Regions from separate parts of the Homo sapiens genome. Here region 1 is linked to region 2. The links are chromatin loops, found by intact Hi-C in ENCODE. Cell type or tissue: GM12878. All regions are shown on one strand. Links, peaks and the distances in the headings refer to the core of each region. The heading gives the core; the rest is flanking DNA.

Region 1 (8,340 bases), core at 213-8,212, 250 kb before region 2:
GAAAAACAATATTTCATGCATTTTTTTAGTGTGGCCATAATGAGATCTGGAGATATCTTAGCAAATATGTGAACCAAGTTTTCAAAAAGAAAGAATTATTACTTATATCAATTTATTTGTGGCAATTAGTCAAAGTTATCAATTCACTGAACAAACTTACTAAGCATGTGCTACCTGTCAGACATCATTCGAGGCACTGATAATATAATTCAAAATACAAGAAGTGGTTACTGCCTCCTGCAGCTATTAATAATATTAATTATAAATTAATTGAGTTCCTTCATTAGATAATAAAAGAAAACAAACAAATAATCATAAATTCTGATATACACTATAAAGAAAACAGAGATTTTTTGATAAAGAATTATAAACTCTTAGGTGGTATTATGAGAGACGATTTCTCTGAGACCGTAACATTTAAGCCAGCAGAGCTTTATAATCAACAGGATAATTCTATTATGCACTGCCCGAACAGGAACACATTCAAAAATGAAAGGGACACTTTTAATAATTATGCAGGGTTTCAGGGCAAACTATAATATGTATGCACCCTACTTCTAAGCCACGGTAAGGAGTATGGGTTATTTTCTAAATGCAATAGGAAGACACTAATGTGTTTTAGCAGGGCAATGTTTATTATCTGATTTTAAAAGTTCTAATGCCAGTTGGGAAATTAATGGGGTGAGAGGCAAGAATAGAGATAGAGAAAATATTCTAAGAATATTATACCCATCTAGGCAGGAGAGGAACAGTAGCTTAGATTGATAAGGCAGTGAAGGTATAGAAAAGTAGCCAATTCAAGATAAATTTTAAAGACTATCAGCAAGAATAGTGAAGTTATATAAAATATTACTTTTGCATTTTAATTCATATTTTAAGAAATATACAAGAAATTATCCTAAAGCCTTGTCAGTTGATCTGGAAAGGAACTTCTCAACCTTATTTACAGAGCTGTAAACATGAAGAAGAAATTATTCACCTGTATCAAAAACCATAAAGTAAAAAAAAAAAGAAATTAGCCACTAAATTATCTTCCCTTTCTTCTCTACCAACTTCACTTTTAGGGTTTTTTAAAATCTAATGTTTATCAATTTGTAAGTTTGCATACATTTGTTATGAAGGCTACTAATCTTTCATCTGTCACATGGGCAGCAAATATTTTCTCCAGCCTATTGATTTTGTTTTGGGGTCTTTGCCATTTAAAATACTTACTTTGTGTATAGGAAAATATACCTAACCTTATGGTGTCTGGGTTTCCTGATGCAGACAAGTTTGTCCCTATTTAAAATATCATATAAATATACACAAAAATGTAATTCTATTATTTTATGTACTTATTTGTTCACATTTAAATCTAATATTGGCTCTATTCTCCTTGGTGTTTCTGAATGTCATAAATTTTTTGAGACAGAGTCTCGCTCTGTCACCTGGAGTGCAGTAGTGCAACCTCAGCTCACTGCAACCTCCACTTCAGCCTCCCAAGTAGCCAGGATTGCAGATGCCCCCCACCACACCTGGCTAATTTTTGTATTTTTGGTAGAGACGGGGTTTCACCACATTGGCCAGGCTGGTCTTGAACTCCCGGCCTCAAGTGATCCACCCGCCTCGGCCTCCCAATGTGCTGGATTACAGGCGAAAACCAACACTCCTGGCCTGAATGTCATAAATCTTTACTTTCACCTCTAACCAATTCCCAAATCTCCAGTTCTATCTATAGCCAACTAGCTGCTGTACATTGTCACTGATATGCAAAATTGAAAATTAATGTCAACATTTTCCCCTATTTAAACAAGAATCTGCTCTTCCTTCCTTATATACTTATTAGATTATTGGGATAGGCATTCTATAAGCCTCCTACTGGTGAAGCTTTGGTTTGACTTCTCCCTCCCATTACCCAACACTCTGCCCATCAGCACCACTGGTCTAATCATGCATTAGATGTCATAGCTTCTGCCTGCAAAATGTGTCGTGCAACCAACCTTTTCATTTTTCCCCCTTTTTCCTGGTGCCAATTTAATTCAGCCTTACATTATTTACAACCTGAAATATTTATTGCAGAAGTATTTTCCTAAACTCCATGGTGGACCAAATTAGGCCATTACTGTTTCATAAATTTTTCACAATGTCCTTTTATTTTTAAAGTCAAAATTCACTCTTCTTTATTTAATGTCATTTAGTGATGAGAATGTACATATGTAATACTGTGTGGTGGACGAGGGTTTAAATGTCCATTTATTTATTCACAAGTGTATTTTAAACATCTACTATTTATCAGGCAAGAGACTCTAGATTCTGTGGATTGAGCACTGAAAAAATAAAATAAAATGAAGAAAGTTCCTGCACTCACGAAACACGTTTTAGTGGCTACACCTGGGTTTGAATCTTGGATCCAGCATTTTACGATTTGTGATCTTAGGTGAGTTAACTTTTTTAAGCCTCTGTTCTTTTAGCCATAAAATAATTTTTTAAAAGATGGGGAGGAGGAAGAGATATAATGTATAACATGTAGACTCTTGTAAGAAATAGAAATTAGATAGGTTGAGAAATCATGTGATTCATCCAATAAATGTTGGCTCTTGTTTTTTCTGACCTGTATGTTTTGTCTTTGTTCCAAAGCTAGCCTTACCTCTCCCACATACTGGGGTTAATTCATGCTTTGGCCCTTATCACCTTTTCCAATTTATTTCAAAATTACATGCTCTATTTTAATATTTGCTTTCTTTTTTTTATTTTGAAAACTTATTGAACTTGCATCTACACTTTAAAATGAAGCAGAACTTAAAGAACTCAAAGATTATGAAGAAGACTCAGTACCTGGGAATAAAATTGAGAATAGGGCTGGGTGTGGTGGCTCACGTCTGTCATCTCAGCACTTTCGGAGGCTGAGGCAGGCAGATCACTTGAGGTCAGGAGTTTGAGAACAGTGTGGCCAACATGGTGAAACCCCGTCTCTACTAAAATACAAAAATTAGCCAAGCATGGTGGTGGTCACCTGTAATCCCAGCTACTCAGGAGGCTGAGGCAGGAGAATCACTTGAACCCAAGAGGTAGAGGCTGCAGTGAGCTGAGACTGTGCCACTGCACTCCAGCCTCCAGCGAGACTTCCTTTCAAAGAATAAATAAATTAATTAAGAATAGTAATAAATATGAAAATAACTAAATTTTAGCTTCCTTTTATGACTATATAACCAATCTCAACCATTATTTTTTGCTTCCCCAAATTAGGAGAGTTTAAAATGCAGATTCTCCCCACTCTCCTCTTCCCATTCAATAGAAACTGAGAAAGAAGGATCTTATTCAGGTCTTCACTCCATTTGTGATTCATATTCAGTGGCTGAAAGGTTAGAAAGCATTCACTCCACCAATAATGATCAAGCACCCATAAAGTACCAGGAGCTCTTACAAACTCTAGGGAAATCCTGGCTCCTGTTGTCATGAATTTTGCATTCTCAGGTAGGAAATGTGGCTCTGATGCCTGCTGGGGCAGTGGTAGCAACCTTTAGTCCATGTGAATGCAGGCATCCCTTGGTATGCACGGGGGATTGGTTCCAGGACCTCCCACCGATACCAAAACCCACAGATATTCAAGTTTCTGCTATAAAATGGTGTGTAGTATTTGCATGTAACCTATGCACATCTTCCTATATACTTTGCATCATCTCTAGATTACTTATAATGCCAATGTCAACACTATATAAATAATTATTATACTGTATTGTTTAGGGAACAATGACAAGAAAAATATCTGTACATGTTCAGTACAGACACAATTTATTTTTGCTCTGCTCTTGGTTGAATCCACAGTTGTGGAACCCATGGACATAAAGGCCAACTGTACACTTAGAGCTACAGAGGATCTTGGAGGTAATCTAGACAATTTCTACCCTAGTATAGAAATCTGTATACTAGAGCATCTCTAACAGAACCTTTCATTCAACCCTTTTTTGGATGCCTTCAGCAACAGGGAACTCAGTACTTCCCTTCCCACTTGTAAAAGGTTTGAATGTTAAAAGTTCTTACATTTTTCTGGCTTTTCTAATATTTAATAGCAGCTTTATATCTCTTTCCCAATTTTCACAGCCACACAGCTCCCTAAATAGAGTTAAACATAACCAATCTTTCAGTCATTCCTAAAAGTAACATTGTTATCAGTATTGCTAATGTCCATTCAAGAGTCTTAATTATTTAAAATATTCCCTGACCAGTGAATATTCTGACTTATCAGCTCAGAATAACATGAACTATGACTTCCTGTTTAAGCCTTTTAGGATTGAAATAATCCTAAATGCCATGGTCACCCTACCTGGTTGGCTTATATTAAAACTTTGCCTCTTTCAGGATATTTGTTGTCATTCCTATTCTGTGGTACAGCTCAACCTGAGGGGTGCTAATGTGTCAGAAAAACAGGTAAGCAGGCAAGCCTAAGTGGAATCTGATGTCAATTCTTGAGATTGAGGACAGTGCTATGTGACTGATTGTCATTTAAATTAATCAACATGCAACTGTCAACTTAGAAAATCCTTCAGGCCCAGAGTGAAAAGCAGAGTTTCAAGCTTATAGGAAACCAGACATAATCATTCAAATAAAATTACTGATACCGTACTTCATATGAGCTAGGACATTACAGTAATGTATTATTATTATGCCACTTGAAATATGATTATTTGCTGGCAGATAGGTTACAAAACCATCAGATTATATATATGTGCTTTGTGAGTTCTTAGAAAATACTGACTTCTTTCATTCAAATTCTTAATATTTATTTTAAATAAATGGGCTCCATTCAGTGAAATAAATGTGAAAATTATTAGAAATATTCAACAAACCAGTTTTTAAATTTTTAGAAAGATCCAAAATGTCCCAGGCCGCCACATTATAACCAATGATTAGCATTTAAAGAGAAAATACATACTTTTGTATCACCATATATAGAGATTATATACATAGTTTTGAAAAATGAAATAATATAGTCTTCTAATTAATAATTTCTCCAAAAATACTCAGAAGGAATTAAGAAATATGTTCTAAGCAAAATTATGCCTTGCTGAAACCACAAAATAAAGAGAATATAAAAATGTATGGGGGGGTAAATACTTTTTATACACGTGTTGACTACCTTTTTCAAGGATTACAGATATTGCAGCATTAAAAAAAAATTCAGAATTCAATAAATGTTTAGAAAGTTAAAATTACATAAATGTTTAAATTTTTGGATTTTGAAATTCCTGTTCACTCTAAAGAGAAATAGAAATCTAAAATGATAACAACAACAATAATAATTAGACAATGTTTACAAAGCCTTTGGAATTTTCAATATTCTTGTGTCTCTGCTTGAAGCAACAAAATTAAAATGATATAGTCACAATTTGTTTCTTGACTATTTTATATTCAGTAATTTTTAATGAAGCAACTAAATTAGGCATAACTTTGTACAGCTTTAACATAGTTATGATGAATATATTTTACTTGATTAAAAATGATAAAACCAGGGAGCCTTAAATATTATCTTAAAAGATTAACTACTGTGTCAATTACAAATCTAGGAGAAAGATATTTATAAAGGAATAACTATTCTAAACAGTAACTTCCTTTTGTTCATTTCATTTAATTAATGACTCAATCAACTTTCACTCTTAATACTAAAATTTTCCTAAATTACACATTGGTTTGCAAATGGGATGGCATATAGCAGGGCTACGTCAATTTAATACTGGTGAAAATTCAGCAGATAATTCATTTTTCATTTAATCAGGAAGGAAAAAACTACTTGGCAGTGTAGAGCGACCTAATTAACTAAATAACTGCCAATTCTACATTGTACTTTGTGTTACATGACATATCATGAATAAATACCAGTCAAAAATCAAATTATTTGGATACTTAAATGATGATGAGGCCTGCTGTGCCAACAGGTATGCTAATGAGTAGACATCTCCCAGCCTCAAGACTGAGTGAATGAGGCAAATATTTTCACCTCCCAATCTTTTAGGGTGTTCAATTAACTCAAGTATTTAAGAAGTTCCCTACTATTGGGAAGGAAGTAGATGTAATCATCTATATGCTTATTTTGTCAACTGAGTTGGAAAAACTTGCAAAGGAACAGTTTGGATATATGTATTAGATTTTTATCAAAATACAAATAAATGGTCATAGATGACAATTTTCACCTAAGGAATACAAGTAAGTTTATCTATGTTCAGTTACCAATCGCCTCTAACTAAAGTTAACAATGTCTTCCTTCTAAAACCTTTCTAAAGAGCACCCTGCAATCACACCTTCTAGCAACAGCCATTTCTCTTGAATTAGTAAGGTGGCTACACCGCCAATTTGAGCTGTTCTCCTTCAGTCCTGTAGTCCATCGCCAGGGGAGTCTCCAAATGCTAATAAAAATCAATTTCCCAGACAAAAGAACATATACACGTTTTTTTCTTTCTTTCTTTCTTTTTTTTTTTTTTTTAGAAGAGGGTCAGGGAGCATCTGACGGACGTTTTTAAAGGAAGGGGACAGCTACTTCCATGGGACTGCATTTTAGTTGTGCTAAAAGTGATGAAAGTGGGTTTGCATTATTCTACCACCAACACCCAAACCACCTGCCCACGGAAACCCCCGCCGGAGACCGAAGTTTACCCAAATAGCGCTCGGCAAAGCGCTGCCATAAATTCAAAACTAACTCTGCCGGGCCCGCGGGGGTTGCGAGACAGGGACCGAACGTGAAACCCGGGGAGCCCCGCGTCTCTTGCCTCCGAAGGTTTTCCGTGATCAGTGTCCCCTTCTCTGCTGGAGTCGGAAGTGCCTGTCACCTGCGGATCTGCCCGACTCTCCCGGTCGGCCCTTCTTCTCTGCCCAGTTCGGACAGTCTCGAATTCCCCGTCGCAGCCCCGGCCACCTCGGACTCCCTGGTCCCCAGCCCCCGCCCCACCCCCCGCCTCCACCACGTCCCCTCCCCGCGGTCCCAGCCTCTCCAGGCGCTGCTGGGCTCTGATTGGCGGCTGCGCTGACAGCAGGCGGGGCCTGGAAGTCGCGGCCAAGCCCGCCCTCGCGTATAAGCCCCTCTCAGCGCTCTCTCTCCATCTCTCCCCTCTCTTTCTCTCTCGCTGCTCCCTTCCTCCCTGTAACTGAACAGTGAAAATTCACATTGTGGATCCGCTAACAGGCACAGATGTCATGTGAAAACGCACATGCTCTGCCATCCACACCGCCTTTCTTTCTTTTCTTTCTGTTTCCTTTTTTCCCCCTTGTTCCTTCTCCCTCTTCTTTGTAACTAACAAAACCACCACCAACTCCTCCTCCTGCTGCTGCCCTTCCTCCTCCTCCTCAGTCCAAGTGATCACAAAAGAAATCTTCTGAGCCGGAGGCGGTGGCATTTTTTAAAAAGCAAGCACATTGGAGAGAAAGAAAAAGAAAAACAAAACCAAAACAAAACCCAGGCACCAGACAGCCAGAACATTTTTTTTTCACCCTTCCTGAAAACAAACAAACAAACAAACAATCATCAAAACAGTCACCACCAACATCAAAACTGTTAACATAGCGGCGGCGGCGGCAAACGTCACCCTGCAGCCACGGCGTCCGCCTAAAGGGATGGTTTTCTCGGCAGAGCAGCTCTTCGCCGACCACCTTCTTCACTCGTGCTGAGCGGGATTTTTGGGCTCTCCGGGGTTCGGGCTGGGAGCAGCTTCATGACTACGCGGAGCGGGAGAGCGGCCACACCATGCGAGGTAAGCGAGTCTGCGGGCACCGAGGCTCCCCGAGTCCGGCCAACTCCAGCCAGACGGGGAGATGGGGGAGGGGAGGGCACCCAGCAGAAAGGGAAAGAGGTTGCCCAGGCGCAGTTCCCCGAATTCGCTCTCGCAGGTGGGGCTGCAAATGGCCTGGGCGTAGAAAGTTGCGGGAAGGTGTTGATGTCTTTCGGGAGTTCTGGAGGGACGCGGGAGGGCGCTTTTTTGGAGAGGGGAGACAGGCTAGTTGGTTCTTACCAGTCCTTGAGTTGCACTGAATCTTTTTTGCTTGTCGCTCTCGGGTGCGGAAGCGGACGCGGGATGGAGAAAGCCGAAAGAGGGATGCCTCTGGACAGGAGCAGTTTGGAAGCGCCCGGCGCGCAGTGGTCGCCGGCCGGGTTTGGGCGCGCGGGGCGCACCGGCCGGGGGCAGGGTGGACACGCGCGGGCACACACTCGCCAGGTTACGAGGCCCACTAAGCGTCCTGGCCAGCAGGCATGTCCCTTCGCTGGAGTAGCAAGCAGAAGAGCAGTGCTGCGAGGCTGGACGCGGCTGAGGAAACAGTTAGTTCCCCGGCACGCGGCTGAGGAAACAGTTCTGCGGCGCGCGCCTTCGTGCCGGC
Region 2 (8,311 bases), core at 1-8,000:
GGGAACTCTCCTCCAACCTGTAGACAGTTATTTCTTCTCCTGCTGCAAAGAGAAGTGAAGGCTAGGAATTCAATAAGATTGCCATGTCTGTGACATGAATAGTATCCTAAATATCAATGCAGAATCAGTTCAGTTACCCAAATGACCAGAGGAGAATGGGACTAGCAGGGAACAGAACAGAATAAGGACATGTATCAGGCTGGCCATGTTTCCATGTTATTTATTGTCTAGTAGATGTGGGGAAGGGGAGAAGGGACAAATATCAGAGGATACAAAAGAATTAAGCTGTTCTTACTGTAGACTATAACTGGACAAAAACAAAGTGGTAAGGATATGCTTCTTTTGTTAAAGACAAATACTTCTAAAGAGACGGTTTAACCTGATGGTGTTGCTTATTATCATCCTCCTAAGGAGCCTAATTAGACATTCTTTTCTAATTGTTCTTCTCACAACCTATTAATACAGGTTGCATATCCCTTATCCAAAATGCTTAGGACCAGAAGTGTTTCAAATTTTAGATTTTTTCAGATTTTTGGAATATGTGCATATACATAATGACATATCTTGGGGATGGGACCCAAGCGCAAACACAAAATTCATCTTTTTCATATACACCTTATACATATAGCCTCATAGTAATTGTATACAATATTTTTAATAATCTTGTGCACAAAACAAAGTTTTGACAGTGTCTTGACTCTGACCTGTCACATGAGGTCAGTTGTGGGAGTTTTCCACTTGTGGCATCACATTAGCACTCAAATAGTTTCAGCCTTTGGAGCATTTTGGATTTCAGGTGGATTTCAGCTTGAATTTAATACAAGCTCAACTTGTATTAAAAATATTCTGTATATCTGTTTATGTGTACTCTGTAGATCTGTGCTTTATATCATAAAAAAACTTATTTTTTTCTAGGGGTGATATTACTTCATTGAAAATGCATGGTTTAACTCAGCTGGAGTCAAACAGTACCAATGTCATACCCCAGAGCCTCTCCTTCCTTCCCTTGTGCCTTTGGACGAGTTACTTAAAGCCTCAATTTCCCCATCAGAAAAATGGGGATGAAAATACTGTTCTCATTGGGCTGTTGTAAAGGTTAAATAGGCTAACATGTCTAAAGTGAATTACAACCTCAGATACAAACTCAATCCCACTTAAAGGATTTTAGACACAAAATACTACTTAACTGCTACATAGCTTCCACTTTTAGGCTGTTGAAGAGGGAAAAATTCCTGTTGAACCTAAACACTACCAAGTCAGTGTTTAATGTTTCTTAACAGAGCAACATAATCTATATACAACTTCTGTCCAGCCCCAGCTGGTGTTTCATTTCCCCCTTACACCTTTGCTTCTATATATATATAGAAGCATATATATATATATGAACACGGTACTGGTTTACCAAGAAAGGAATCCATTCTCTCCCTCTTGCATCTAATTCCTCACCAATAAACACATCTAGGTAATGCTCAGTAACAACTTTTCAAACCTTTCAAATATTTATTCTTGGTGCCCAGATAAATGCCACTGAAGATCTCTTTGGAGTTCTAAATCCCTAGAGGCTTTAGAGCAGAGCTATTGATTTGCAAAGCCAGCCATGGGGCCAAATGGAAGGGGAAGGCATCTGCATTAACAATCAGAAGCCAGGCCGGTGCGGTGATTCTGTAATCCCAGCACTTTGGGAGTCTGGGGCGGGTAGATCACCTGAGGTTAGGAGTTTGAGACCAGCCTTAGTAACATGGTGAAACCCCATCTCTACTAAAAATACAAAAATTAGCTGGGCGTGGTGGTGCACGCCTGTAATCCCAGCTGCATGAGAGGCTGAGGCAGGAGAATCACTTGAACCCAGGAGGCAGAGGTTAGAGTGAGCCAAGATCCCGCCATTGCACTCCAGCCTGGGCAACGAGAGTGAAACTCCATCTCAAAAAAAAAATAAAAATAAAAATAAATAAATAAAAACAATCAGAAGCCAACCTGGTCTGCCCCCATGTGAACAGTGTGAGAAGAATCAAGATCAAGGACACTTTGGGGACCCTTGCTATATTGTCAACTTGCTCATGTCTTATCCTGCCAGACAGAGAAATTTTGATAGCTTTAGCCAGGGTGAGATTGTTTTTCTTTACTACTCCAGACTTTTAAAATGACATTTGCAGTCTGAGATAAGAGCAATTAGTGTACACAAAACAAAATAAACAAAAAACAATACACAAAGCATTTCTCTTCAGATGCCTGTTGGCTTTCACCATATTGACATTTATCGCTTTCTCCTGTGCTTATTATAAATGGTTGGTTTGTTCTTTTCTTTCCTACTTACTTCCAGCCTTGAGTCAGTGAATGCCAGGTGCAATATTATTGCTTTCTTCCCAACTGCTGCTCATTATAGGTCTTATTCCCATAGTATTAGCTTTTGTCCCTGAATGCTGGCCATGACAGTTAACAAGAATTTCCATTTTAGGAAATGAATCTCACTAAACTACAACTATCAACAAAACAAAATTTTCAACTAAAATAATGCAATGTGGTTTCCTTTGATTCACTCAGATTTTATGCCTCTGTCCTGGCATAAACTCAAGAAGGTAGAAATGCTACTCACCAAACAGTTGGACTGGTGTAAATGGTATGGTCTGAGAAAGCCTCATTAAATTATTCCTTTCAATGGCTGCAAACAAAAACAGATTTTCTATTTTAAGTATGCATCAGTGGCTGAATTTACAGAAAGCCTCTCCACATCAATATATTCATATAATGCTATTTAATTTCAAAGACCTCTTATTTTTGCCATTATCAAAAATATAATCTATAATACAGTCTTAAAAATAAACTATGCCTTAAACAGGAAAGAAATCCCAATTTTAGAGGCATTTAATATGAGATTATGTCACATGGTCTGAGGTAGGACTATCACCTCCACTCTCCTGAATACCAAATCACATACTAATCCATACATATGTGGAACTTTCTTTTAAATGGCATTTTAATCCGTGGACTTTGGTTTTCCTTTCCGAAGCAAATCCAAAGCACGGTGGGCTGTGGGGACACCTACTGTTCACTTTGCACAGTTCATCTTCTTTTTCCAGAGAGAGCCGAAGACCGATTTTAATTAGAAGCGAGTGATCTGCATTTTCCTGTTAAGAGCTATAGCCTAACAGATCAGAGTCAATATGAGTTACAGTATTCCTCACTAGAGACTTTCTTAAGTTGACAGCTGGAGTCAAAATAATAGATTACTGCCGAGCTGAAAGACTCAGTTGTAAGAGCCTGGGTTGAGGAGTCTGGAATCCACTGCAACTCTATTCACTACAAAGGAGAATTCAGGATAAGGCAATCTATTACTAGACCCTGAACAAACAACCTTATATAATTATAACAGTAATTATCGCACCAATAAGCTCTTACTCATGTATTGAGCTTTAGATTTGTAAAAGGCTTGCCCATGTATTATCTCATCCAATGCTGAGAGCAATGACTCCCAAGAAACCATCCAATGGCACAAGTCCAGTTGGTTTTTATATTGCTTTGCATTTCAAAGTGTTTTCCTCTTAATTCTCAACTAGCCCTTTGGCAGACTGTTCCTCAGGAAGGGCAAGTACAATTATTCCCACTTTGAAAGAAAGACAACTGAAGCACTGTGAAGTGATGTTGCTTAAGAGAGTCAAGACCCTTGACATCTTTGTTTAATAACATCTTTGTTGAACTCACTTTGTGGGGTTGGCCTTCATTCAGTGATCATACTCACTGAGGCCCCATTGAGGGTACAAAACCCTCCCTCAAGGAACTACTTTCAGGTCTGCCTTTTCCCCAGTCCAAAACATTGAGATCTCTGGCTTGGGGCTGCTTTGAGCGTGCAAAGAATTTTTAGATTTCAAGGTCATCTTTCTACTTTGCAATCTGGAACTTGAGAATGCAAACATTTTGCAAAAATGCAAATTCTCTTAAATTCTGAAAACTTGTTTTCCCAAGTCAATGGCAAAGTTAGAAATTGGAATGTTCTTCCCATCAAAGTGAACAATAACTTTTCAAGTCGCGAGCCATGTCAGTAACACAGAATTTGTCAGTGTTTCTGTTTACAAATGCAGAAGCACAGACATTTAGCTCAGCTGACATGTCTATGTGCATATGCATCCTACCTGAATAATGATGGTGAGGCTCTTGAGGGCTTTTTAAGGAGGCTGAGATCTCTGAAATTAGAGAGGAGATTGGCATTTTAATTACATGGCTGGAGATAAATACATGTTTATGAATATATTGCCTTCAAAGTTATTATTGAACAGGTTAATCAGAATGGCTTCTCAGTATTCGAAAAAGCTTGCCTAATATTTTTTAACCACAGTATTGCGCATGGTATCCTGACAGCTTCCAATCATCAATGTAATATCTCCAAACATATTTATATAGGGAATTGAAGAAAGGCAGGTAATATTAGCCTCAAAGATGTATTTCCTCTGAATCAATTACACCTCTGGGTTGCAGAAGGCACTCAGCTGCCCATCATACTTCACGACATCCCAGAAGCATGATTCTCTGAGCTCCCTACCAAGATGCAGTGCCCGTAGAAAGACAGTATTAATACCAAGTTATTAACAGACTACTTCACTGACCTAAAATAACAACAAAATGCTGAAAACACATTAAAAGCTATATACTGGAAACAAAGAAGAGGGTGGATAATATAGCACCAAGAGATTTGTTTGGTTATACAAGGACTATGTGTTGGGAACACCTCTTCCAAGTTTAACTCATTCTCTTCTGTCTGCTCCAGTCCTAAATTACAAGGCTCTAGAGAAATCCCTTGCAACAGTTTTGCTATTTCATAAAATCAAAATTAAAGTGGAGAACTTTGGTCTCATGATGGCAACTGTTTTATACCTCGCAGAGTAAGCAGCATAATGAGCCCAATTTCGCAGATCTCTCTGGGTTTTTGTTGCTGGATAAGGAAAGGAACGAGAATCACTTCCTTTAGGGAGTGTTGGCAAAAAGTAAGATCAGCAGAAAAGACTGTTTCTTTCTGAAGTCATCAATAAAAACAAAAAGTATTCCTCTCCCACTATGGATCATACTAGGCATGAGAGATATGGGTAAGGTGTGGTTCCCACCCTACCGAAAAGCAAATGTATTAGGAGAGAGAGACAGGTAACTATAATCACAATACAGTTAAAGTAATATACGTAATAAAGGTATATACAGAGGTTTATGGAACACATTAATTCCACCTGGAAGGTAGGGCCTTCATAAACAGTGTGAAATGCTTAAAGTGTATGGGCATCTGAGTCTGATAAAACTGAGTTTCAGTCCTGGCTTCACTGCTTAAGGAGCTGTGAGACCACATTGGTATTTATTCAATATACATTTATTGAGTACCTACTATGTGCCAGGCACTGGTCTATGCTCAAGAGGAAGAGCAGTAATCAAAACAGATAAAGTCTCTAGTTCCATTCTAGTAAAAGGAAATAGAAAATAAATATATAGTGCATATAGTATAGTGTGTGTGTGTGTGCGTGTGTGTGTGTGTGTGTGTGTATGCATCAACTTAAGAGAGTTAGAAAGCATGGGGAAAGGAAAGTTGCTGTTTTATATAGGGTGGTTAGGCAAAGCCTCTCTCATAAGGTGAAATTTGAGCACAGAGTTGAAGGAAGAGAGGGGCAGCAATATGTATAAATGAAGAGTATTCCAGTGATAAGTAACAGCAAGTGTGAATGCCCTGGGGCAGGTCCATGCTTGTCATGTTTAAGGAGAGTGTAGCCACAGTGAAATGCACTGACAGAAATGAGGTTGAGGGGTGGCTGGAAAGCAGAACAGAGTATTGTAGACTCTGTTTGGACTTTGCTTTTGCAAAGTGAGGAGGAATGCCATTTGAGCAAGAGTGACTCAGTTCAACTTTCAGTTTAAAAGGATTATTCTGGCTGTTTCTGGAAAAAAGACTACTAGAGAACAATAGTTTGGAGGCCATACTATAATCCAAGGAAGAGATTACAACTGCTTAAAAATGGTATTATGGCCAGGCGCGGGGGCCCACGCCTGTAATCCCAAAACTTTGGGAGGCCGAGGCGAGCAGATCACGAGGTCAGAAGATTGAGACCATCCTGGCTAACACGGTGAAACCCCATCTCCACTAAAGATACAAAAAATTAGCCGGGCGTGGTGGGTTCCTGTAGTCCCAGCTACTCGGGAGGCTGAGGCAGGAGAATGGCATGAACCCAGGAGGCAGAGCTTGCAGTGAGCTGAGATCGCGCCACTGCACTGCAGCCTGGGCGACAAAGTGAGACTCCATCTCAAAAAAAAAAAAAATGGTGTTATGTGGAAATGGCAAAACATTATCAGAGTCTTGATATATTTTGAAAGATTTACTGATAGATGGGATGTAGGGATGTGAAAAAATGGAAGACAAGTATTCCAAGACTTTGGCCTGAGGAACTGGGAGGATAGAGTTGCCATTTCCTGAGATGAGAGAGGACAGTGCTGGAACATTTTGTTTGAGACACCTTTTAGACCTCCACATGGAGATGTTACTATGTGGTCAGTCATATTCTGCAAGGCAGAAATAATGAATGAAAGGGATCATGCCTATGGGCCTGGAAATTTGAATTGAGATCCAGCTTTCAAGAGCATTGAGGAAAAACTCAGGGGTTTGCAGTCTACCTTTGGGTAACAGGGAGCCATTGAAGGCTTCTACCTGAGTGATGATTTAGCATTCATAAAGATAATTCTGATAGAAACATAGGAAAGTTTAAAAGGAGACAAACCAATCAGACTAAGACAAACTCAAGGGCAAACGAAAGCATACACTTCTGTTTTGGAAAATAAATAATGGTGGCTTTAAGGCAGGAGCAGTAGGGTAGACCAAACAGATCACTCTGAAGATGAGGGGGTGGGGAGTGGCGGGGGAGGGACGGAGTTAGAAGGCAAGGTTAATAGCTAAGAGCAATGGGGTGGGAAGGAGATTGTAAATGACTTAAGATTTCCAGCTTGCACGAAGGAACAAGAGGCTCTCAGAAAGACCAAAATAAGTCGACAAAGAAGTAGAACAGCCAAAGAAGAAGAGCCTCAAGGAAACATAGAAAAGAGAGGGTGCCATGAAGGAAAAATGGCCAATATCAAATGCCATGAGTTCAACAAGAACTGAGAAGAGTCAAGTGAGTTAGCAGTTGTAGTGGAGTTTCAGAAAAGTGATGGGGCACACCCCATGGGCTAAAGATCAAATGTTAATTGCTCTTTCAATTAATTTGGAGGTGAAGGGTTGGAGTGGTAGCTTGAAAGCTAGGTAAATCAAGAAAAAGACTATTTGTTTCCTTTGTATAGAAACAACCTAAATTTGTTAGTAGGCTGAGGAGAAGGAATCAACTGCAAAGGAGGTGGGGGAGTACTGGAAACCCAAGAAAGTGTGATGGAACAAGAACACAGAAGATGAAGGTGCCTTTACATCAAGGAGTCAAGAATATGGAAAGGAGTTTGTAAATTGTAGTCAAGTTTGAGAGTAATTATAGTGGCTTTACCAGGGAGCTGTCTCACATGACCTAATCCTATTTAGCCATTTGGGGCCCCAGATCTTACTAAAACCCTACAGGAAAAGGCACCCATATAACAATCTTATAAATGGCTCTTAATGAGTAATGTGTGAAAAAACAAAAGGACAGTAAGAGTTGGTGAGCAAAATGAGCTCAGTGGTTATACTCTCATTCACACAGAAAATGGAGAAATAACAGTCAGAAACAGTCATTCAAAAAGTTTTAAACCAGACATCAATCCCAATTTGTCTGAAGAAAGATATTCAACTTTCTACTCTTCTACTGAACTTTCTACATTGCATGATGGACAAAAATCATAAATACAATTTCAAGAATGACAAAAATATCAGCAGGACAGTGAACCTCGCATTAAAAAGATGAAAAAATAAAAAATAAAATGTTTAAACAGAAAAACTTACTGTCAACTCCAATTGAACTTTTCAGCCTGTTTGAAAAAAAAATGAAGTTGTTTAGATAATGCTGCCTTAAATCTTACAGTTATCAAAAAAAGGAAACAGCACATGGAACAGTAACAACACAAAGTATATATTTTATATACATGTGAAATACATATACAGTCATGTACTGCCTAATGATGTTTTGGTCAACAACAGACAGCATATATTACAATGGTCCCATAGATTATAACAGAGCTGAAAAATTCCCAACACCTAGTGATGTCTTAGCCATCATAATGTCACAGCGCAATGCATTACTTATGTGTTTGTAATTATGCTGGTGTAAGTAAGCCTACTGTGCTGCCAGTCATATAAAAATATAGTACATACAACTATGTACAGCACATAATA

Evidence for each region. A loop is a pair of places that touch in the nucleus more often than their neighbours do. Peaks named below come from ENCODE experiments on the same cell type or tissue, not always from the same donor. Only the 100,000 strongest peaks of a DNase experiment are listed, where the experiment ranks them.
Region 1: it touches region 2 in a loop (2.3-fold over the local background); 1 of 110 quality-filtered maps calls a loop at or near these places.

The regions. Positions count from the first base shown.
Region 1 is chr9:74,490,266-74,498,605 of GRCh38, forward strand. RORB (RAR related orphan receptor B) reads left to right here and starts at 7,070. Exons shown (of 10, transcript NM_006914.4): 1 at 7,070-7,718. The coding sequence starts at 7,712. It overlaps RORB-AS1 (RORB antisense RNA 1), which reads right to left and starts at 8,288. Exons shown (of 5, transcript NR_125791.1): 1 at 7,977-8,288. RefSeq lists silencers at 6,706-6,918, 6,914-7,103, 7,008-7,302. In GM12878, for the core only: no CTCF peak of the experiment used is centred there; no DNase peak of the experiment used is centred there; H3K4me3 peaks cover 1,458 bases; H3K27me3 peaks cover 148 bases.
Region 2 is chr9:74,739,968-74,748,278 of GRCh38, forward strand. It overlaps TRPM6 (transient receptor potential cation channel subfamily M member 6), which reads right to left. Exons shown (of 39, transcript NM_017662.5): 31 at 7,922-7,947; 32 at 4,128-4,178; 33 at 2,594-2,659; 34 at 1-42. Among named protein-coding and RNA genes, the nearest start is that of TRPM6, 140 kb to the right of the region's middle. In GM12878, for the core only: a CTCF peak has its summit at 3,043; no DNase peak of the experiment used is centred there.